Regions from separate parts of the Homo sapiens genome. Here all the other regions are linked to region 3. The links are chromatin loops, found by intact Hi-C in ENCODE. Cell type or tissue: A673. All regions are shown on one strand. Each heading gives the region's core, and the rest is flanking DNA. Links, peaks and the distances in the headings are about the cores only.

The links. Peaks named below come from ENCODE experiments on the same cell type or tissue, not always from the same donor. Only the 100,000 strongest peaks of a DNase experiment are listed, where the experiment ranks them.
Region 1: a loop joins it to region 3, with 11 times the contacts of the local background. A loop is called at or near these places in 3 of 110 quality-filtered maps.
Region 2: it touches region 3 in a loop (10-fold over the local background); 9 of 110 quality-filtered maps call a loop at or near these places.

The regions. Positions count from the first base shown.
Region 1 is chr12:74,633,208-74,641,652 of GRCh38, forward strand. No RefSeq gene overlaps it. Among named protein-coding and RNA genes, the nearest start is that of ATXN7L3B, 100 kb to the left of the region's middle. In A673, for the core only: no CTCF peak of the experiment used is centred there; a DNase peak (open chromatin) is centred at 3,704; H3K27ac peaks cover 1,930 bases.
Region 2 is chr12:74,411,819-74,420,263 of GRCh38, forward strand. No RefSeq gene overlaps it. Among named protein-coding and RNA genes, the nearest start is that of ATXN7L3B, 120 kb to the right of the region's middle. In A673, for the core only: CTCF peaks have their summits at 1,029 (motif pointing left), 1,228 and 4,040; DNase peaks (open chromatin) are centred at 1,003 and 4,033; H3K27ac peaks cover 906 bases.
Region 3 is chr12:74,313,594-74,322,038 of GRCh38, forward strand. It overlaps LOC107987178 (a long non-coding RNA gene), which reads right to left. Exons shown (of 3, transcript XR_001749203.3): 2 at 7,942-8,101. Among named protein-coding and RNA genes, the nearest start is that of LINC02882, 25 kb to the left of the region's middle. In A673, for the core only: CTCF peaks have their summits at 3,603 (motif pointing left) and 3,809; DNase peaks (open chromatin) are centred at 3,838 and 3,938; H3K27ac peaks cover 7,493 bases.

The sequences.
Region 1 (8,445 bases), core at 221-8,220, 320 kb after region 3:
GTTCTTTTTGATGATTATTGGTTTAAAGTTTGTTTTGTCTGAAATAAGAAAAGCCACCCTGCTCTTTTTTGCCTTCTATTTGCTTGATAGATATTTCTCCATCTCTTTACTTTGAACCTATAGGTGTCATTGCATTTGAGATAAGTCTCTTGAAGAGAGCAAACAGTTGGGTCTTGCTTCTTTATCCAACTTGCCATTCTGTGGGTTTTAAGTGGGACATTTAGCCCATTTAAGTTCAAGGTTAATATTGATATGTGAACATTTGATTTTGTCCTCATGTTGTTAGTTGTTTGATATGTACACTTGATTGTGTAGTTGTTTTATAGTGTCACTAGTCTATGTACTTAAATGTGTTTTTGTAGTGGCCAGTGACAATCTCTCATTTCCAATTTTAGCACTCCCTTCAGGACATCTTATATGACAGATCTGATGGTAACAAAGTCTTTTAGCATATACTTGTCTAAAAAGGACTTTATTTTTCCTTCAGTTATGAAGTTTAGTTTGGCTGGATTTGAAATTGTTGGTTGGAAATTATTTTCTTTAAGAAAGCTGAATATAGGCCCTCACTCTTTTCTGGTTTGTAGGATTTCTGCCAAAAAGTCCACTGCTAGACTGATGATATTCCCTTTGTAGGTGACCTGTCTCTTCTCTCCAGCTTCCTTTAATATATTTTCCTTCACATTGACCTTGGAGAATCTGAAAACTATGTGTCTTTGGGATACTCTTCTTTTATAGTATCCCAAAGAGGTTCTCTAAATTTCCTAAATTTGAATGTCAATATCTCTACCTCAGTTGGGGAAATTTTCATGGACAATGTTCTCAAATATATTTTTCAAGTTGCTTGTTCTCTCCCTCTGTTTCAGGAACACCAATGTGTCTGTTGTAGGTTTTGCCTATGTATACAATCCCATATTTCTTATAGGTTTTGTTCAATTTTAAAAATTCTTTTTACTTTATCTTTGTCTGACTGAGTTGATTCAAAGAACCAGTCTTTGGGCTCCAAAATTGTTTCCTCTGCTTGGTTTATTATGCTGTTAAAACTTACAATTGAATTATGAAATTCTTATAGTGAGTTTTTCAGCTCTATTATTAGATTAGGAAAGATTAGATTCTTTCCTAAAATGGCTAATTTCATCTTTCACCTCTTGAATTGTATTACTGGATTCCTTAGATTACTTAGATTGGGTTTTAACTTTCCTGTGAATATTGATGATCTTCCTTGCCATCCAGTCTCTGAATTCTATGTCTGTCATTTCATCCAATTTAGTCATGAAGAATTATTACTGGGGAGCTAGTGCAGTCACATGGAGGTAAAAAGACATTGTGGCTTTCAGAGTGGCCAGAGTTCTTGCACTGGCTCCTTTAATCTGTGTGGGCTGAGGCTCTTTTAATCTTTGAAGTTGCTATGCTTTGCATGAGGCTTCTTGCTTTTATATTCTCTGAGGCCCTTGACAGTTTGTCTCTGGTTTAAATTGGGTTTAGTTGACTGGCTTCATTTCTGAATGATTTCAGGGGGCCAAGGATTAGCTCAGTACTCCTGGACTGTGGACTCTCACCCTGGGAGGCTGGGACCAGGTCTACGGTATTGTTCTCTGGCCCCTTGAGATCAAGCACCTGCTGCACTGGAGGGGCCAGAGTGTTCCTGGTCCACTGATAACAACACAAATGGAAGGTGCTGGAAAAGGTGCTTCATCAGGGCAGTGGCAGTGGGTCTGTTCTTGCCCACACATGCCAGGGGCTGTAGGATATACACACATAGTGAGATTCAAAGTGCTCAAAAGTCACATGGGACTGGTTGGTACCTTAACAAATAAAGCCGCTTTAGATGGCTGTACCTTGCCCTTTCGTTTCCTCTTCTCTTCTCTCCTTTCCTCTCCTCTCCTCTCCTCTTCTCTCTCTCTCTCTCTTTCATTTTATTTTATTTTTTTGACAGAGTCTTGCTCTGTCACCCAGGCTGGAGTGCAGTGGCGCAATCGTGGCTCACTGCAACCTCCACCTCCCGGGTTCAAGCAATTCTCCTGCCTCAGCCTCCTGAGTAGCTGGGATTACAGGCTCGTGCCACCACACCTGGCTAATTTTTGTATTTTTAATAGAGATGGAGTTTCACCATGTTGGTCACGCTGGGTCTCGAACCCCTGACCTCATGATCTGCCGGCCTTGGCCTCCCAAAGTGCTGGGATTACAGGCGTAAGCCACCGCGCCCAGGCCCTTTCCTTTTTCTTCAGTTCCTTACTCCTTTAATCCTCTTCTCTGTAAATTAGAAGACTTTAGAAAGTATGCTCAGAACTTTTCAATATAACTTCTCTCTTCACAGCAGAGCATCTTCTTTCTAATTTGATCATTGCCACTTGAAGTTTGGATGTTATTCTTGTATCTTTTTCTTTGTTTACTTTCTCCTGAATTTTACCTGTCTGTAAATTAACTTGTTTAGTTTAGTTTTTTGTCTCTTTGTTTTATTCCATATTAAGAGAATGGTGTTCCATAATCCTGCCTTTCACTGTCATTCTTCCTCAAATTTTCTGTAATGTTATTTTGGTTTCATAATTTGGCTTTATGATCAGATAAAGGATTTTTAAGTATTTTTTTCAACTATCGTTGTATAGTCCTTGGCCTGTATAAAAATTTTGTCTGAGAATATGAATCTTTTTTTTCCTCTGTTATTTCTCCTTTGCCTTCTGAAAACAAGTAGCCTGAAGCCAACCCAATATTTATTCCTATATAAGTAAACTTAAAAAATATTTAACACTTAACACTTACTTAAAAATTGGTTTTATTATGTCTTTTATTTTATTTTTATTTTTATTTTTTATTTTTTTTGACAAAGTCTCACTCTGTTGCCCAGGCTGGAGTGCAGTGACACAATCTTGGTTCACTGCAACCTCTGCTTCCAGGGTTCAAGCAATTCTTGTGCCTCAGTACCCCAAGTAATGCCTGTTATTCAAAAATGTTCCAAAATATTTGTAAATGTATATATATAAATTTTGTTCTGAATGGGGTGGAACTCCAATTATAATATACCAACCCTGCTTAATTTTAAGAACGTTGATTCTATGTTACCTTACTTTTTTTTTATTTGTTTTCATTTCTCCTTGGCATATTTTCTCCCCAACTCTCTTTTGCGTATTTAACATGATCATTCATTTTATCTTTTTGTCCTCTTTCTTTGCAGGCCTAAAGAACTTTCAAGTTTGACCTTTAGGTGAGAGACCTAATTTCCCATAATGTAAATTTTACTCTTTATTTTTGCCATGGGGGATTTAATTTTCTCATTGCATTTGTTTATATTCTTTCACTCTCTCATAATCAGGTCAAATTCCTGTATCAGATCATTTTAAAGGTATCCTTCTATTTTTTTGACTCTTCAACTCATTGTAGAGAATTTCTATTTCAATTTCTTTTGTCTTAATGATTATTTGCTCCTATTTCAGAGAGGCCATTGCCATTTCTTATTTCTGTGAGAATAAAAATAACATTCCCTTTTCTTTCATATTCTGCAGTAGATTATTTTTAGAGCTCTGCTTTTCTTACATTTTTTTTCTGGTTGCTAGTTTCTTCCTCTTTTACCCCAGCCCCTGCCCACCTCACAATGTTTTCTCAAAAGCAGGTTTTCTTTTTCTTTCTTTCTTTCTTCTTTCTTTTCTTTTTCCTTCCTTCCTTCCTTCCTTCCTTCCTTCCTTCCTTCCTTCCTATTTGTTCATTCTCAGTGTTACCAATATAAAACTTTTGCCCTTGTTTTGGGGTTTTATTCAATTGTAATTTTCTGGAACTCAGGAGTTGTAACCTAATAAAGTATATAAGTATATGCTAAGAACTATAAGTTTCAGAAACATTACAATAAGAGATTTTCCTTCTCTGCTCACTGCCTATTCAACCACATTCTATGTTATTTTCAACCACATAGGTAGGTTATACCTATTTATTTTCTGAGAATTATTGTCCCTTCCTATATATAGAAAGATGTTTGAAATGAAGTAAATCCATATTCTTGCTCTTTCACTTATGATACCACACAAGATATAAAATGGACATATAAAACTCAATTGCTTTTCTGTGCACTAATTATGAACCGTTTGAAATATAAATCATGGAAACAGTGTCATTTAAAATAGTTAAAAAGAAATAAAACAGTTGAGAATAAATTTAACCAAGGAGGTGAAATACCTATACACTGAAAACTATTAAAAATGATGAAATAAATAAATAAATGGAAAGATATTCTGTGTTCATATATTGGAAGAATTTATATTTTTAAAAAGTCCATCCTACCCAAAGAGATCTATAGATTCCATATAATCCCTATCAAAATTTCAATGATATTCTTCACATAAATAGAAAAAAAATCCTAAAATTGTTACCAAATCACAAAAGGCCCATAAAAATACCCTGAACAGCCAAGCAATCTGGAGCAAAAAGAACACAGCTTGAGACATCACACTACCCAATTTAAAAATATTATACAATACTGTAGCAGTTAAACGAGTATATTGCTGGCATAAAAATAGACACATAGGCCAGGAGTATAGAATCGAGAACCCAGGAATAAATTCATGCATTTACACTCTATGGATTTTTGACAAAGGTGTCAAGAACACACAATGAGGAAAGGAAGGTGCCTTGATAAACACTGTTGGGATAACTGGATATCCACATGCAGAATAAAATCAGACACAATCTCATGCCATATGCAACAGTCAACTACAATTGATTAAAAACTTACATGTAAGACCTGAAACTGTAAAATTAATGTAGAAAATGGAAGGAAATCTCCATGACATTGTTTTGGATAATGACTTTTTGGATATGAATCCAAAAGCACTAGAAATGAAACAAAAATATACAAACGGGATTGAATCAAACTAAAAGCTCTGCACAGCCAAGAAAGCAATAAACAGAGTGAAGAAATAACCTACAGAATCAGAGTAAATATTTGGAAACTACTCATCTGACAAGGGAGTAACATCCAGAATATACAAGGAACTCACATAACTCAATAGTTAGAAAAAAAAAAAAGAAATCCAATTAAAAAAATGGGCAAAGGACCTGAATAGACATTTTTTCATAGGAAGACATACAAATAGCCAAGAGGTATATGATAAAATAGTCAACATCATTAATCATCAGGGAAACGCAAATTAAAACCACAATGAGATATTGCCTAATGCCTGTCAGAATAGCTATTATCATAAAGGCAAAAGGTAAGAAATGCTTCCAAAGATGTGCGGAAGAGGGAATCCTTGCATACTCTGTGACAATGTAAATTAATCCCATCACTATGAAAAACAGTATGGAGGTTCCTCAAAAAATTAAAAATAGAACTAGCATGTAATTCAACCATCCCACTTCAGGGTATACATTCAAAGGAAATAAAATCACTGTGTCAAAAAATATTTGTACTCTCATGTTGATTGCAGCATTATTCACAATAGCCAAGACATGAAATCAGTCTAAATGTCCATTAATGGATGAATGGAAAAGGAAAATGTAATATATACACAATGGAATACTAGTCAGCCTTAAAGAAAAAGATCTTGTAATTTGCAACAACATGGAGGACATTATGTTAGATTAAATAGGCCAGACATGGCTTATTTCAAAGACAAACCACATGATCTCATTCACATGTGGAATGTGAAAAAGCTGACCTCACAGAAGTAGAGATTAGAAGGATGATTACCAAGGGCAGAGGCAGTGGTTGAAGAGAGAGTTAGGAGATGTTGGTCAAAAGTTACAATTTTTTTTTAGATTTTACTTTTGAGATGGAGTCTAGCTCTGTCACCCAGGCTGGAGTGCAGTGGTGCCATCTCAGCTCACTGCAACCTCTGCTTCCTGGGTTGAAGTGATTCTCCTGCCTCAGCCTCCTAAGCAGCTGGGATTACAGGTGCATGCCACCATGCCTGGCTAATTTTTGTATTTTTAGTAGAGAAGGGGTTTTGTCATGTTGGCCAGGCTGGTCTCGAACTCCTAACCTCCGGTGATCCACCCACCTCGGCCTCCCAAAGTGCTGGGATTACAGGCATGAGCCATGGCACTCAGGCACAAAATTTAAATTAGATAGGAGGATAAGTTCAAGAGGCCTATTGCTTAACATGGTGACTATAGTTAATGTATTGTGTTCTTGAAAATTGCTAAGAGAGTAGATTTTAAGTGTTCTCACAACAAAGAAAAAGATAAGTATGTGAAGTAATGCAAATGTTATTTAGCTCAATTTAGCACTTCCACAATGTACACATATTTAAAAACAATATTTTGTACAAAACAAACATATAATTTTTACCTGTCAATTAAAATGAAGAAATTGATTTTACAAAGAAAAAAAGAAAGATACCTGCACAAAGTTATGGTATTTAGTAATTCTTGTTCTATGGCTTGAATCATTGATATTAAACTATTTCTGAAATAATTTTCTGTACATATTTAAGAGACATATATTTCATAATAAATATTCTGGATATAATTTTCTGAAATGCTTGGCCAATCATTTAGCTTGATCATGATATTGTACCCAATAATGAATAAAAATCCTTCTACATAGTTGCTTTTATTTGGTTAATAGTATTTGGTATTAGGTATTCCCTTGTTAAAAATCTATGTGGATATTTATTGAGATGTTGAGCGTAACTATACAGGGAGCTATTGCTCAAATTTTATTTTGAATTGGTAATCTGGTCTTGGCTTCTGAAGTAGAGTTTATTAAACACACCATAGCCTTTTCAAATATCTCTATGTAAAGCACTTTTTAAAGTACCTTACAAATGTTATGCAAGTTAGGTCTACAAGTAAATCTATCTCTCATTAATACCAATATGCTTGGACCACAGAACACATGAATAATATTTAAGGAGCTTTCTTCATTGATTTCAAGTTTCACTTATAGGATCATAACTATGTTTCTCAAGAAAGAGATTGTTAGGAATACAACCTATATTTGTGTTCGTGTGTGTTTTTCACAGAATGTATATGTACATGTACATGCATGTATGTATTGATTCAATCATAGTGTTGTTTATGTATATACACACACACTTATAAATATATAATTAAGTTCATTTAAATACATGGGATATTGAATTTATGGGAGCACTGTTATAAAACAATATTTCATAGAGATCACATTATTTCTTCTCTCAATAAAATGTTGATATAGCAACTAAAATGTATTAGTAATGAAGAAACACTTTGAGGTGCTTTTTCTCAAATAAGTCAGTAAAACTAATGCTACTTAAAAAAATATACATACTGGTCGGGCACGGTGGCTCACACCTGTAATTCCAGCACTTTGGGAGGTCAAGGCGGGCAGATCATGAGGTCAGGAGTTGGGGACCAGCCTGGCCAACATGACGAAACCCCGTCTCTACTAAAAAATATAAAAATTCCGGGTGTAGTGACACGTACTGAAGGATAAAGTCAGCACTCTGCATTCTTCGTTTTTTTTGTAGAATCTTTTGTAATAAACTGCATATATTTATTGAGTTTAATACTTCCATAATTCATCATCTCCAAAAAAATCCCTAACTTACCTTTGTGTAAGGGATAATCCCTAACTTATCTGGTGGGGTTATTTTACCCCACCAGATATTAGTGAGAAAGAGAAAGGAAAAGATAGCTAGATAAGTGTAAATGAAGATAGATAGATGTAAAAACAGATAGATATGTATAGACAGATAGATATGAATAAATAAGACCAAATGGATCATCAATGGCTTTTACAGACAATTGTTTCCAAAAGAGCTACAGTATCAATTATATAATTATTTCATGATGAAATTTATTTTAATTTGAGTTTGGACAGCGTTATTTGTCCTTCCTTTTTCATGAGCTAATTTTCTTTCCTTTGTTTATCACCTTTTATCTAAGCTACAGAAGTAGATTCTGCAGTCTTTGAGAAATCTTACTTTCTAACTGTAGAGGGAAATTCCTTGGGTGGGGGATAGAGACAGAGAGAGAGAGAGAGAGAGAGAGAGAGAGATTCTTTCTATAAATTTTTACGAAGTAAAAATGTAGAGAGATATTATATGTCTTATGAACCTGCGAAGATTCTATGCGAAAATCAATAAAACTGTAACATAACCAGGAAAATCACACAATCTTGACTAAAGACAGATTTACAAACTTAAGCTTAAAATTCTGTGCTTCTTACTTGCACAGTTTTCTTCCAAGAGACTGAGAGCATCCCTGACATGTATTTGCATGATCAAGTATTTTTGTAAAACTTGCCAAAAAAACCCATATTTTAATTACATTTGGTTGAAACCATTGTCTCTTTCCACTCTGACTTCCTCTTTATGTCAGGTGGCATTGAAGTAGTCAGAGACATTTTTAAGCTCCTGTTTTGAGTTCGTAATACTCCATTTTAACTGCAATTTGAAAGACTATAATGTTTCAGTACAACAGTGAGAAATGGCAGACTCCCTATTTAGGCAAGTGTTAAGAGTTCTTAGCAGCCCC
Region 2 (8,445 bases), core at 221-8,220, 98 kb after region 3:
TTATCAGTAAGGTAACCAATATTTGTGGAACACCTGCTATGTACAGGCATTTTGCTATGACTAATAAATGTATGGTGACAAATTTTCTGTATATAAGCAATATACAGACAGTAGTTTTACTGCTGAAGAAACTTAACTCTGTAAAATAAGAAACACAAGCTGCCATATTTGCAGTGAATTATAAACCCGTGCTAAACACGGTACACACAAGTCAATATTATGGACTTTTAAATAAAATATTACCAAATGAATTAGATATTGTTTCAATATTAAATGTAAAATATAGAAATTATAAATATTACTTCCAGTTAGTCTGAGAAATTTGGATATTTTTATGTATTTTTGATATTTGTACATCAAATTAGGACTTATAATTGAAAGTGTTATTAGTGAAGAAATTCCTGAAAACTTCCTTCTTATCCATATTAGTCTGTCCTATGTTTTTGATTGTTTGTTTCCTTGAGGCCAAGGATTTGTGTTTTGTTTGTCCGTGTATACTCCAGTGTGTCCAGCACAATGCTCTTATCTGCTTTATCTCTGAAAGTGGAGGTTAGGTGAGGTAAATTGAATTGCTGTAAACTGAAAGCTTCTTTCAGCACTGCTTCTTCCTATAGCATCCTGGAGGTAGCTGGAGCTGAATGTCTCAGATAGCTATTTTTCATTATGATATTAAAATGACTGCTAGATTGGCACAAAGAAATGAATGTGTCTTGACACATTAGGGAATTAGGGAATTCCCTAATTAATGTGATTTGCCAAGGCTCACACTGTTAAAGTCAAGATGTCCATCTAAGATTTCTGGCTCAATTCCAGAGCATTCAGTTTCATAGCCTGCTGTTTTCTCTGTATGAATAATTATGATTTTTAATTGAAGTGCACATCAGCTTTTATGTACTGGTTTGGCCACTGACATGTCAGGTGTATGATAACTCTTCACATGAACCTGACTTCTTCACCTCATAAATTATGTTCCAAGATGAAATTTAAAAGACTTTTCTTGACTGCCACCTTGTGGTAGATTTTTCAAAGTAAAAAAATTTAGTCGAAGAAATATATGTACAGGTTTCCAACAATGTTAAAAAGAGAGAATTAAACTGCCAGTAATTTATGTATAAATAGAAGAAAGTTTTACAGTGAGGTTAACAAAAATCTTTAAAAATCTTCCCTGATTTAAAATAAGCATTTAAAAGAAACATCTCTTTTTTCTTTATTATTCGAAACATTAAATGGGAAAAAAACAGAAAAAATATTGCCTCATCTATGTAAAATATATATGATATCATCAAATTAATCCAAAACCTTTCCCTGATTCACTGGCTACTTTCTAAAAACTTTAAAATTAGATTTAGTTGTTGAATAATTATCAATTTAACAAGAAATTACATGTATTATAAGAAAAGTTACCCTATATAATCAACTTTTAAAAGTATGTATTTATAATTAACTACATGATACATAGTTTATTAACTATTTTATTACTTTTAAATTGAAATTATCAGTTGACAAAAATATAATTTTCTTAGAGCACTTGCAATACGTATGTACTTGTTTTTTCTTGTCTGGATGACCATGGGTAATCTGCTCCCTGTGAATATATCTAGTATGTGTCTAAAACTAAATTAATTACTTGACTGAGAAAAGGCTCTGAGTGTCCTCAGAAGAAATCAGATCATTCGATTAGGACTTATAATTGAAAGACCAAGATAATTGCTACAATCCAATAACACAGAGTGAAAGAGGAAAGATGGTTAACCACAAGGCCATCAATCATACTGATGGAAGGACGTTGGCAAATGATTGCTAATGCTTCCAATTCATAAACCAGGTAAACTATTCAAAGGTAAAGTTAAGCAGTATTTGGTTGTAAGAACTCTACTATCTAATGTATTAATTAACTATTTTCATAGACTACCTGTAAAGAGTGTCAGGATGAGAGTTGCTGGTTTTATAGAACAACTTCAGAAATCCTGCCGCAAACCTGATTTCACATTTGAAGAGTGGTTAAAGTCAACATAAGACTGAATGGGGCACCACTGAGAGTTAGACAGTCCACTAAACCTCATCATATACAGCGATTCCCAAAAAAGGCAAAGGCACACTTGGGAGCTTTGACATCGGGACCAAAGGCAGAGCTGGTTTCATTTTCTATTGGTCAAGAAAATAGCCCTTGTTGTAATTCAAGCTCTCTAAATGGAAATTATAATTATTTGTCCTTCAGCTAGAAAACATCCTACATATAATGCAGATCTCTTACTGCAAAAAAAAAAAATTAATTTGAGGTCAAAAATCCCTAAGGAGAAACAGTCAAAAAGGTCAGCCTGAGGTAATTTACTCCCAATCCAATTCTATTTCAATAACTCCACGATGGGTATATTCTTATGAATGCTCACAGGTATTCCCTTTTATCATTAATTCTGGGTATTATATTTTATACCTGCTACCAAATTAGATAGCTTTTCATTACATTGCTTTTAAAATCATTTGCCATGGTGTGGTCTTTTTTCTAAGAAAACAATGCAAAGCTAACACAAGAAGAAACCCTCATTTGAATGACCACTATTTTTTTTTTTACTATTATTGAACATGTGTCTTTCATTAGGTCTGGTCCAACTATCTCAAAGTTTATGCTTTAATGACTTTATGAAATCACTATGGAAAACACTTATGCCTTTGAGGTGGTCCCACTTTCTTAATGAGAGGAATATATTTAAATTGTCTGAGAGCTTTGTTTGCTCTCCTAGCTTGCTGCCATAGGATATGTGAGACTAGAAACTCTATCAAAAATTGTCTTAATTTACTTGCTAACATTCACTCTCTTGCTAGGAATAATTTTGATTAGTAAGAAAAGTGCTTCCTCATTGACTCTTTCACTGGCAAATAATACATTGCATTTGTGTCTTTCTTTACTGAGCCTAGGAGCCTTTAGATTCATTATCCAATTAATCCTCCTAACATTGCTGTAAAGTGAGAATAAGGAGTAAATTCCCATTCTACATGTAGGGAGATTAAATGACTTATACTATGTCACCGAGCCAGTAAAAAGCAGAGTTAAGAAAACTGCTTAAGGCTTGCTTTTATTGCAATATTAGGTCATTATTTCTCATATTACAAGAACTTCTTCAGAGATAACTGGTACTAGGAGTTGAGAACTGAACAGGTTTCCTCATATTTAATTGTAACAGTGTTCTCTGAAATGGCCTTTTGAAATTATAGCTGAGAATATAAATGCATTTATATTGGTGAAACATACTGTATTGTGTCCTAATAATATACTGAAGAAAATTACATTTGTTTTTTTTTTTGGTTATATAAGCTAGTTAGTATTCATTAATAAGCGATAATATTAAGATTCATTAATAAGTGAATATGGAGCTCAGTGCAGCTTTTCTTTTTCCCTTTCATTTATTATTAACAAACTCATTTAAGCTGCCCCCTTTATCCTATGAGGATTATGCAGCTCAATATCACATTTATTTGATTATTTTAATCATGCATTTTTAAAGAGATTTTGATATTTATACAGAATTAATTCAAGAAGCAGCATTATTTTATTTCTATTATTTTTACTTTTAAATAAAATTTAATTCAACCTGTAAAAAAGGTAAAATAATAAATATTTAATATCGTGCATGCTTCTTCATTTCTCACCTTTCCTTGCTGTATAAGAAAACTAAGAAAATTACTATTTGCATGATATATTTGACTCTGCATTTGACTACAACCCAAAAGACAAAATGCCAGAAATCCCAGAAGCATAGAATTCCTGCAGGATTTCAAGTCCGAGTCTACAGTCCAAGGAAGACTAGAGAGATTCAGATAAACTTTAATTGTACACTTGAACTTTAGCATCTTCAGAACAGATTTGGATATTTGAAATTTTCTTTTTGTAAGTCAGAAGATATTAGATCTGAAGGAGTCTTTTAAAATGTCTTTGAATTTTCTCTTTGTGTAAACAACTTTAGGAATAATTGAAAGTTGAAGGTCCAAGGTCACCTGAAATAAAATAAGCTGTGTCCTACTCACTCTAGTGGGTTGATGCCACCTTATGGAAGTTGAGGCTCACTACATCACATGTTGTAAAAGCCACAAAAGCTGAAGTTCCAGGAGAAGGGCTTCTAAATAAAATTTAGTCAATATAAAAGCATTTCAATGGATAAACAAAAGGCAGGAGATTAAATATAAAATTCTATTATAATATTTTATTTCATATTTTACATTGCATATTATTAGTCAGATATATGATAAGGTTCATTTCCCTTTGGTAATGTTAAGAGAGTTGTTTTTTAAAGCAAATATGCAGGTATATTGCCAATGTTCAGAAAAAAATTATTTAATTCCTATGTTATTCTGTTTCTTGTTTCTGCTTTTATTATTTTATTTTACCCTTGGTTTCTTCATTCCAAGAAGAAACTGGATAAGTTACTTAAAAGTGGCTAGAGCTAGAGTAAACACATCTATTTTAAAATTATACTATTATGCTAATACTCAGACTAGGCAGAAAAACTCATCCAGGGGACAATTCCCTAGTAAAAATCCCTTTGTAAGCCTGTTGAGGAGCATGAACACAGGGGTTGAAAGTTTCTACTAATCATATTAAGGAAGGAGTTGGGAAGAATTAGGAAGACAGCTGTAGCTTTTAGTAAAAGTGGGAAAAATGACTTTACAAAGGATGAAGCAAACAAGATGAGCTGGTCCCCAGTGTGTAGATAGGAAATGGGATCGTTTAATTTAGAGATATGCTTGGACCCAACCAGGCTTTATGAACATCAGACAGGGTCTTGAAAGGAGCTTATTTCCAAATTAATTCAAAGAGAGTTTTAATTTGAACATATAATGAAATATAAAATTCAGTGTCTTGGACACATTTGGTAAGTTGTACATTATTTGAGAACTCTAAAACCTATAATCCTTTATTGATCAAAACACTGTTCAATGACTCCCAGACCTAGTTGCTCATCAGAATCACCTGGGCCTCCTTTGTACATGATGCTTTTCTGACCGGGCTGTCTTCCTATTACCTGACTCTACGCATCAACTCAGATAAGTGTCATCAGTCGCTGGAATCTGCCTAGAATCCTAGCTCCGGGTATTTGGATATATCTTATAAAATTTATTCTCATCATTGTCCTTTTGTCAGCCGAAAGAATTTCATATCACTTCTCGAATTTCTTTAAATGTACCCCCTAGCCCTACTTTGTGGAAGCATTTGTCAGAAAATATTAAGAGAAAGCATCTATGAGTCTGTCATACCATAGTCAAAGTTGAGATACCTCAGAATAATTTTCTTGTAGCTACATGTACACCTCAAGGTTGCTATTCTGCTTATCCTCAGTAGCTTCAAAGGGAGTCAATCAGGGGATCAATACCAACATCCTCAACGACAACGGAACCCCATTTAGCAATACAGAACATCAAGTTGTCTTTCCACTCATGTGAGGCTACAGCTGAATTTGCCATTTTCTTCATGTCTATGTCGTCAGAGTGTAAGGTTCAAATGAACATTATATTTCTCAGTTCCTTTTATCATCTATTTCTGCTTATTATTTTCCATGTTATTTTTCCTTGACTTAACACCTTCATCTTTATCTCTATAAGCTGCGAAGCTAACTTATTTTATTAAGTCTCACATTTTTTCCTATGTGATAATTATCATTCATTTTACTCTCTCATTTCTTCTACAGATGCAGGATAATCAGTTAACTATCAGGGTTACTTTATTCTTTGAGAGTACCCATGTAAATATTGTTTATTTATTTTTCACTGGCAGTATAATTTTGGTGGTCCAGCCAGTGTGGTCACCATTATCAACTCAGATGGTGAAAAGATCTTCAGCAGAGAACTCTCAGACAAAATTTCAAAGATAATTGTGCTTGCAAAGTGTGATCACAAAGGTAATCAGAAATCAACACAAAAGTATATAATATTGAAGATGTCTGCCTTAGCTTACAGATCCTTTACCAAAGCTTTGAAGCCAGTCTCTGCAACAAACTCCACATTACCAATTGTTTTTGGTACTGCTTGTGTACACCAGCATCAATCACAATGATGTCTACAATGTTAACCATTATCCAACTAAGACAGTATGTTGTGTTTTCTTAGTGGCTTCTGGAAAGGTCTTAAAAGCAATTTACTTTAGAAAATTTATTTTTTTCAATAAAAATTGAATAATGTGAGATATAAGCTGAGCAATCTTTTCTGGAAGGTGAAGTTTTTTGTCTCCTCCTTTTCATGGCATGCATTCTGTTAGGAAAATGTGGATGGTGCTGGAAAGTGGGTAGTTGCAAGAAAAATAAATTAATAGACTACTGAGGAAAGACTATAAGAGATACCTGTGGTTTATACCTGAGGTTGGCAAGCTTTCACTGTAAAGAGCCAGATAGGAAATATTTTATGTTGTAAGGGCCATATGGGCTCTGTAGCAACTGCTTAACGCTGCCATTGTCTCATGAAAGTACTCATAGGCAGTATGCAAACAAATAAGCATAGCTGTGTTCCAATAAACATCACCAAAACATGTGGCAAGCCAGATTTGGCTGATGGACTACAGTTTGCCAACCCCTACCTTAGATTAGAATGTTTGATGCAATTATGTAACAAAAACAGAACAAGAGTCATGGGCTCAAGACCTATTTCTGACACTAGGTGTGTAGTAGAGAAACATTTTTCCTAGCTAGCAAAATTTATCATCTGTAAAATGAAAGGATTAAACTTACTTTTCCTAAACTTGCTCTCTGCTCTAAAATTACGAGTTTATTCTGTGTTCATTTACCTCTTCTTTCATATATAAGAAAAACTTGGCTTGTGTTTTTTTAAAAAGGCAATACAAATCATTCAAAGAATCATTTTAATTATTTAAATTTTTTTGAAATGATTGCTTTCTCTGGTAGGAGGAGAGTAAGGAAACTCTTACTGCAAGTGTATAAAATGTTTTCTTTGTTTTTATTCTGTGTGAGTCATCAGAATTTATTATGACTCCCATAAGAAATTTCAACAGAGAGCAAGACACGCAGAGCTATGGTGGGGAATATTGGACTGATGGGGTTAAAACATTTGTTTTTTTACTAGATCCTTTTGAATTTAGAGGAATGAACATCTTTTCTTTGCTTATACAAAGACACTCCTTTCACTTCCACTATCAATGTTGACTAAAATCCTCATTTTGGATCCCATTCCCTGCTTTGTCTGATTCCAAGATTCTCAGTGTTGATCCCTTTTTGGGCTTAATGCCTTCATAATTCCCAAGCATGGCACATTTGTGTCAATATCTTTGTACAAATAGAAAAACATAGATGTTCGAAAACCTTTCAGAGTCTGATATGACAATGCCCTTCCTTACCCTGTCCTCCACCAGATTCAGCCCCGGAGACCTCATTTAAATTTTAGCCTGCATCACAGAATGATGTGGCCTCTTTAGTGGGTCCAACCAGTCCTATGACCCAATCTTCAGCTTGAGTTTCACAAAACCAGAGCTACACATGTATTAATCCTATGATCAAATATGGAAACTCATGGACAATGTCATGAGACAAAGACCTCGCAAATCAATAATATTCAATACATATTTGTTGATAGCTTATTCTGTAGCAGGCATTGAACAAGCCAATGGGATTCAAATAAGCATTTACTCTAGGATGTGAACCATCTCCTGAGGTACTGAGTATGTTCCCCAGTACTTGTGTAACTAGAGTACATTAAATCTGATTGCAATTAGTTACACTCAGTGGCATTCATTCTGGATAATCTTCACTGAGGAGCTACATTCTAGCTGCTACAGAGTAAAAGAAGGATAGTTCAGATAGATGGAATAGATTAAGCAAAAGTGAGAAGTAATGAATGAGAATTTGGGAAGAAACAGGAAGCTCAACATGTCAAGATGTTGAAGAACATGACCTGAGATCAAGATGAAAATGCAGACTGAAAAAGAATTACCAAAATCTTGAATACCATGTTAAGGAATTAGGTTTTATGTTTCTACCCCCATGAAGGGAAACGCCACTGAATATTTTTGAGAGGAGTAGCATATCAGATTTAGAAAGTTAGCTTGTATAGAATTGTTGAAAATGTATTAAATGAAGAAAAATCTGGAAGCAAAGAGGCTGGTTAGGAAGGCAATGAATTATGTCAAACAAGTAGGAGATATGGACCTTAAGCTGGGGTGATGATCATGACAAGAGCGGCAAAGCTGAGAAACTTTTCAATCTAGGTAATGAAAGGTTGGTAGTTGAATAACCCCTGGTACTTCCACAGTTTCTATACTATACTACCTGCTTCAGGTATACCCTGCTTACAGAGATGATTCTTTGAAAAATGTTTTTATTTATTGTTTAAGTTGATGGCTAACGAGAACTGAATTGGGATCACCACACTGATGTTTGCATTTAGCTTCTAGGGTCACCTTTCATTTAATCATTTACTAGCTTTTTTAACTTGACTCATTTTATCCTC
Region 3 (8,445 bases), core at 330-8,329:
GAATAGTTTTCAAATATTTTCTTCCATTCTGTAGATTTTCTGTTTATTATTATTTCTTTTGCTGTGCAGAAGCTTTTTAGTTAATGAAGTCCCATTTGCCTATTTTTGTTTCTGTTGTGTTCGCTTTTGAGAACTTTGCCATAAATTCTTTGCCTAGGCCAATTGTATTAATCTTACTGAAACTGTTCCAAAAAATCGAGGAGGAGGGAATTCTCCTTATCTGATTCTATGAAGCCAGCATTACCCTGATTCCAAAGCCAGGCAATGATACAACAAAAAAGAAAACCAGAGACCAATATCATGATAAACATAGACGCAAAAATCCTCAACAAAAAACTAGCAAATTGAATCCAACAGTACATCAGAAAGATAATACAGCAAAGTTTTATTCCAGCAATGGAAAGATGCTTCAAAATATACAGATCAATAAATGTGATTCACCACATAAATAGAATTAAAAACAAAAGCTGTATGATTATCTCAATAGATGCAGAGAAAGCATTCAATAAAATCCAGTATCTCTGCATGACAAAAATCCCCAAAAAGGAGGCATTGAACAAACATACTTCAAAATAATAAAAGCTATCTATGACAAACTCACATCCAACATCATTCTGAACAGGCAAAATTTGAAATCATTCCCCTAAGAACCAGAACAAGATAAGAATACCTACTTTCACCACTCCCATTCAACCTGGTACTGGAAGTCCCAGCTAGAGCAATCAGGCAAGAGAAAGAAACAGAAAGTATTTAGATTGGAAAAGAGAAATTCAAATTATCTTTATTCATTGATGATATCATCTTATACCTAGAAAACTCTAAAGATTCCTCAAAAAGAATATTGCATTTAATAAATGACTTCAGCAAAGTTTCAGCATACAAAACCAACGTACAAAAATCCATAGCATTTCTATACACCAATAATGATCAAGCTGTGAAAAAAATCAAGAACTCAATCCCATTTACAATAGCTACAAAAAAAAACCTAGGAATACATTTAACCAAGGAGATGAAAGATCTCTACAAGGAGAGCTATAAAACACTGATTAAAGAAATCAGAGATGACACAAACAAATGGAAAAACACCCCATGCTCATGAATTGGAAAAGTTAACATCATCAAAAGGACCATACTACCAAAAGTAATCCTCAAATTCAATGCCACTCCTATCAAATTATCAATGTCGTTTTTCACAGAATTAGAAACAAACAACCCTAAAAATTCAAATGGAACCAAAAAACAGCCTGAATAGCCAAAACAATCCTAAACAAAAGGAACAAAGCTGGAGGCATCACATTATCTGACTTCAAATTATATTGCAAGGCTATAGTAAACAAAAGAGCATGATACTGGTATACAAATAGATATATAGATCAACAGAACAGAATAGAGAAGTCAGAAATAAAGCCACATGCCTGCAAGCAACTGATCTTTGGCAAAGTTGACAAAAACATACACTGGAGAAAGGACATCCTATTCAATAAACAGTGCTGGGAAAACTGGCAAGCTGTATGTAGAAGAATAAAACTGGAACCCCTATCTCTCACCATATACAAAAATTAACTCAAGATGAATTAAAGACTTAAATGTAAGACATAAAGCTATAAAAATCCTAAAAGGAAGCCTAGCAAAATTAGACTTGAAATACTAAGAGCTGATTTTGAAATACTGAGAGATACGTTTTATGTTATAAAATACAAAGAAGGAAAAATGTAGCAAAATGATTTTCAAGCCCAAAAGAAAATAACGATTTATCTGGGTGAGTGGTCCGTGGACAAGCAGCATCAGCATCACCTGGAAAGTTGTTAGAAACTCAAGTTATCAGGCTCCACCCAGGACCTCCTGAATCACAAACTCTGGCGGTGGAGCTCTGCAATCTATGATTGAAGACATTTTCTGGCCAGGTGCAGAGGCTCACGCCTGTAATCCAGCTATTTATGAGGCTGAGGGAAGGAGTGTTTCAGCCCAGGAGTTTGAGACCAGCCTGGAAAACATAGTGAGACCCCATCTCAAAGAAAAAAAAAAAAAAACACACACAACAAAAAATACTTTCCAGCACAGCACACTGTAGATTATCAGTTGTTCACCATCGTGATCTCTTGGCCATCTGGGAGCTTTGGCTCACTGGCTGCCCAGAACTAGAAGGGAGTATTGTATCATACAACATATTTTCAGCTTGGGAATATATCACAATTCAAAATTTGAAGTACAGTTTCTACTGAATGCATATTGTTTTCTCACCATTGTAAAATTAAACAATCGTAAGCTGAACCATGGTAAGTCAGAGACCATCTGTAGTTGATTTACCTTGAACGAATAATATTTTGAAAATGGGGGCTTATGAGTTAACTTGTTTTCATTTGTAGAAAAGCAATGGCAGTTTTCTTTTTTTTTCTGTTCCAGTCTGTAACTGTTCATTTTGAACATGGTACCATTAAATTATGGAAGATTTTTAAGGACGGAAAGGGTCCCATGATTATACTGTTAATATTTTTAACTTGAAAGATACGGCTATGCATTGATTTTAAGAATTTCAGTAACTGACATTTGATAGGTATAAACTGTGCTTCAAGTATTATGCTTGGCCCTTCTCCCTTGCTATGTCATTAATATGCCTGACAACTCTATGGTACATATTATTTTATATATCAGAAAAGTATTTTAAAAATTACCAGAGGTCACATTACAGTAAGATGCAAACACAGATGTTTAATATCAAAACCTTATATCTTGAAATCTATGCTATGCAAGAGTGGCAATAATTGATACCTGAAGAATGTAAATAATATTGACTAAATGCTAAATAGAACATCTGACATAAATTATATATATTAGGTAGTCAATAAATACATGTTAAATGAATGGATAAATACCACTCAATTTATATGTACTCACCTGTGTATTTGATTAAGAACTTTACTCACCCACCTTATCTAAATCACACTGCCCTTTTCCCCACATCTCTTTATCCTGATTCATATTCCTTCTTCACACTTACCACCACCAGACTTTTATAACTGTTTGTAAACTCACTTGGTATTTGTCTTTCACACTCATGTGCAAGCTCCATGAGAGCAGGGTGGTCTCTCTAGCCTACTGCTGTATCCTTAGTGTATAGTATGTAGTGGAGGTTTAATAAAAATCTCAATAAAATACTTATAAATGAATGAGCAAGTTTTCTTGCAATTTTCAATAACAAATATTTGTGAATGCATATTCGCCTCCAGCTAATCCCTTTTCCTTCTATTACATAGACATTGAATACTAAGAAAACATTCCATAATCTTATTCATGGGTCTTAAGGGGACAGTTTCAAAATGTTTACCAGTATATGAATATAGATTCTAACTGTTGAATATCCCCCTCCCCTGCAGACAGCAGACAGTCACACTGATTGTTTTTTGACAGTTTTGAAGCTAATAAAGTGCCACAGCAATGTAAGCTTTCAGAATGGCAGTTGTATGAGTTTCTAGAGAAAGGGGAAAAGTAAAACAGTCAGAGCCAGAGACCAGGTTAAAACAGAAGAGTGATTGGGGATGGGAATCACAATATCACCTCTGCCTTTCAAAGATTTATACTACCCTCTTGTGGTAGAGGTAATCCTGAACTCCACTGAGCCACTGTGGAGTGGTCCCTCACACCAGCTGCTTATCATGGTTAACCCAGCAGAGCACACCAAGTTCCTAGGCCGGGAGCCAATTGCAACAAAAACACAACTCAGAACAAGAGCACAAAATGAAAGGTTTTAGGACAGCAATTTAACACTCAGCAATTCCCAGGAACCTTTTATTTCAGCAGGCTGGGAAGAATTTTGGTTCTTATTTGTTTTCACCTAGCAAAGACATCTGTTGGCACCCAGAGCTGCAGAAAGTGTCTGCCAAATCCATGATAGTCTTGGCCAGTTTTCAAGGATGTGCTGTACAGTACATTAAACATTATCCTACAGGAAAGCAACCTGTGACCACCCAGATCTCTGTACTAAAGACCCAGCCAAAACGTAAAGATTTCTTGATTGGCTGACAGATCATCTTGAGTTGATTTACCACTTCAGCTCTAAGAGCAAATGTAACAGCTGCAAGAAATCTCTGTTTTGCTCACTCAGCTTGCAGAAAACACATTTTAGTTTGAGAACATTTCCTTCCTTCCTTCCTTTTCTTCCTTCCTTTTCTTCCTTCCTTCCCTCCTTTTCCTTCCTCCTTCCTTCCTTCCTTCCTTCCTTCCTCCCTCCCTCCCTCCCTTCCTTTTTTCCCCTCTCTTCTTTTGTTCATATATATATATATATATTTTGCTGGCTTTTGCTGAATATGTAAGTGACTCTGTTCTTTCATTATTTTGCTTTAATTTAATCATGTCTTTTCTTGGCTTCTCATCAGCTTTGTTTTATAGTCTGGGTTCCCTCAAACAAGCCAGAAAAGGAAGGGAATTAGAAAAAGGCATAACATTTTTTCAAGTATGCTTGTCTTAGAAATATTTAAAAAGTAATACCATACTTTTAAAATCTCTAAACATAGACTCGGAGGTAAGACATGCTTATCTTAAAAAGTAGTCATTTACTTGCCTTTCTTATGTTGGGTACATGCAAGAAACTAACTTAATTGCAGTATGGACGCTTTCATTTCCTCAACCGTGAATACAGCAAACTATGAAAAGAAGGGAGCATCAGAAAGGAAAAGAAATAGCAAACCAAAGGCTATTGCCACAACAGTGTAAGAAACTGGCCAGAGCTTGAAAGTAAAATAGCCAAACATGGAGGATTTGCCACTTTCTCACTAGCTTCTTTGTCATACTGGGGAAACAATAAAACATCTTTTCATAAGAATGTTGCCCACATGTGCTAAAAAAATATGCTACTAGTCTAAATGAATTTTGTAGGCCCTTGATATCCTATTTTGTATTTTGTATTGAATATTATTTTTAGAGTGCAGAAAGAGCATGTATATGGTCACAGAGCATCAAGACTAAATTCTGAAAGATAATCAGGACCTGAGACAAACAGAATGAGAGGCAGAATGTCTAAAATTGTGAAAATATAACTCGTAAAATGTGTTTTCAAGTTAGAAGAAATATTTCCTCTAAACAAAGTTAAGTTATCCTAACTGGTATTATCATTTCCCAGTGACCACTTTTTAAAGATTTTGAAGAAAAATAACACATAGTTTCAGATCCATTTATTTAATAAAAGTAACATTGGCAAGTGGGCACAATTAATTTATATTATATGCAAAGTATCTCAGTTTTAATGAATGATTTTATGTAAATGAATAGACAGCCTATTATTTCATATAATGTTATCAATGGATTGGAGTGTTGCTTTGTTAATGCACTTACCTGACCAGGATATTCTAGTATAAGGAAATCTTTCATGATAACCAAAGGTAGAGAACTCATCATTCCTGAATCTAAGGAATAACTAAATTCTCCAATTACTATATCAGAGTACTGTCAGAAAAAGAAAAGCTCATTAGTTCAGCATAACTACCTGATTATCTCCACACAGTACAATCTTATTTTTTATGCAAAAATGGGTTGCATTTGGGAAAAGCATTGTTGCGTAGAAAATGTATTAAAAGAGCTCTGTGATACGTGCCTAATGTTTTTGTATTGTTGAGGAGTTTGGAAGACAGTATTATGCATACAGATGTGCTACAGATCATTAAAGATCAAGAGCTTTCAGATTGTAAAGTCAACAGGCTGATACAAAAATGGAAAGTGACAAGCAGCATCTTACTCAGAATAGGAGCTTTAAGGGGTAGAAGTAAAAGTAATATTCTAATCACTAACCCCACCCATCGAATATTCTGGTTTCCATCCTAGATTACTAAAAATTTAGTGGACACTTTAAAATTTTTATTTATAAAATCATTTATCAAATATGTCCAGAAAGTAATGTTGTATGAGAAAGGGTTTATGTCTGCATCTGTGTCAGTTTGAGAATAGACAATATAAATAAGTCATAAATATGCTTTGGTGGACTAATTTAATAACAGGATCTCTAAAAGGATAAAAAATTATGGCATTTATTGAAAATACCAGTTACCAAATTTTGACACATTTCTTTTTTCATTTGAATGCAACATTTTAAATTTAAAATGTGCATAACAGGGAAATATCTCAAGTTTAAAGATACTCTGTATTTCTTGATTTTAAATAATGTGCCCCACCATTCGAAATGGCTGAGATAAACATTTTGACATGTAGACAACATAAGCAATGTTTACCAATGAACAAAGAATATCCTGTATACGATATGCTATTCTTAATAATAAGAGAAGTACCTATTGCTAGAAAGCTCTAATGTTCCTAATTAAAGTATATAATTAAAGACTACTGAAAAAAAAGTAGTATGAATACATTATGAAATGGGCCAGTTGTTCACAGCATCAGAAGCTGGCTACCATTCGTTTGCCAGACTTTTTGACATTAAGCTTAACCCTGCTGTACTTTCTAGACCCAAAATTCTCCCTTGCCAGCAAGGATTTAATTCACGGCCAGATGGTCAGCAACAAGTTGTCATTGCTACCAATCTGGCTGTGACCATACAGGCCAAATCAAGAAATTATGCTTCTGCTTTGTTCGAAGGTACATGTCTGTAATCGCAGATCGGTCCTGGTCCCCTGGGCAAAGTTTCCCACTTAAGTTCCTCACCCTGAACTCCTGCTTTCTTTCTGGTCAGTCCCTTTTCTCTCACCAGTTTAGAGACTGCAATTAGTCCCCTAATATGTCACCCTGTTACTTCGTGCAGTTATTTTTTAGCTTACTTCTGTGGATCTCTGAACAGTGACAGCTCCTAAATTGTTCATTGTCATGCTCCAATGACCTGACTATCGGTGATTTTCTGATATCCCTCTTGGAAAGTCCCTGACATTTAACCACTTGCCTGTGCCTATACTTTGTCACAAATTCTCTGAATACCATATTCTGCCTGTTAACCCAAATTTGCCTTTTGTGGAAAAAAAATGCATAGGTTTTGCTTTAAAAAGGTACTTGGACAACATACTCAAATATCATTTTAAAAGACAGCCTCAGTCAACACTGCAAAATTAAAACAAATGGAAAAAACAAAATAGTGAAAACCTCCCTAAGAAGATGTATAATAAAATAGAATAGAAAGCTGAGGGACTACTGAAGACAAAAATTTTGAAGACACTTCACCTGACTGAAAATATAGAGCTAGACTAAGATAGACCTGTCCCAAATTCAACACATCATTTTGAATCTCTGAGTCTTTAAAGAGAAATACATTTACCCTGATCTCTCCTGTGTGTCTGTCTGCCTTGTGACTCAGAGATTTGGGATTGAAACAAATCAGAAAAGTGTTCATATATAAGAAAATTCTACTGTCCATCTGCTCCTTTAAGTGATTAGATTAAATGAAAAATAAGTGGTCAGAAGTTATATTAGAATGGATTTTCCCTGAGCTAAAAGGACTGAGTGAGTTGCAAGCAATGTTAGTGAAAATTGATCTACATTTAGTTACATTCACAAGGTAAAGTAAAAATTTAATATTCTCTGAACAAGTAATAAAGTACAAAAAATGAGATAGTTTCAAAGCTTCCTCTTTAGCAATCTTTTTGACAACAGGTTGCAAAAGAAGATAAATGTTTTCAATAGGAAAGAGTTTAGTGTGCCAAGAATTTTAGACATTGTCACAGGACCTTCAAGTATGAAGTCAGAATATTCTAATATATGCAACATTTAAAAATATTAAGGATGAAATTATCTCAAAATATGTGTAAAAACAAAGTAAAAACATGAAGCACAATTTAGAGCAACAAATTTGTGTAGTACAAATATACGGTTACAGCATATCACAACTCTGGCTTATGGAGTAGGTCTGGGCCCCAGAAGGTTCACAGCTCATATGTCTTACAGTTTATTCATTCCCACCGTCTCCATGCTTTGGAAAAAGGGGTAATGTCCCAGCTCATTCAGTCTCCTCACCTGGCTCCAGCACGTGGCTCCTGGGCTGGCCCAGCTCTGCCTCCACTTCCTGTCACATGGGACTGCCACTCAGCGCCAGTGGAGGATGGAAGATGGGAGGGCTGTGGTGTTACAGCAGCATCTTTGGCACCTGCTGTTCGGCAGGTCTCAGGTTCTTGTTCTGTGTCCAAGAAGAATGAGGACAACCGAAAAGTGAGGGAGGCAGGGAAGAATTTTATTGAGAGACAGAACAGCTCTCAGAGGAGGGGGAACCCGAAGTGGGTAGTCCCTACTGGAAGGCAGGTCCCTACTGGAAGGTAGGCATGTGTAGCTAAGTCTAGGGTTTTTATAGGCTCAGAACTGGGGAGGCCCAGGCGGTAGGTGCCTTGCAAAAGGCAACATTCCGTTGGTTAAAAAGCATTATTCAGAAAGAACCAGCTAGGAAAGAGCTGGCAAACAGGAATAGAGGTTCTCCCTCTGGTCGTGGACTCCATCCAGAACTGGCAACCTGGTTTTCAGGCTTCA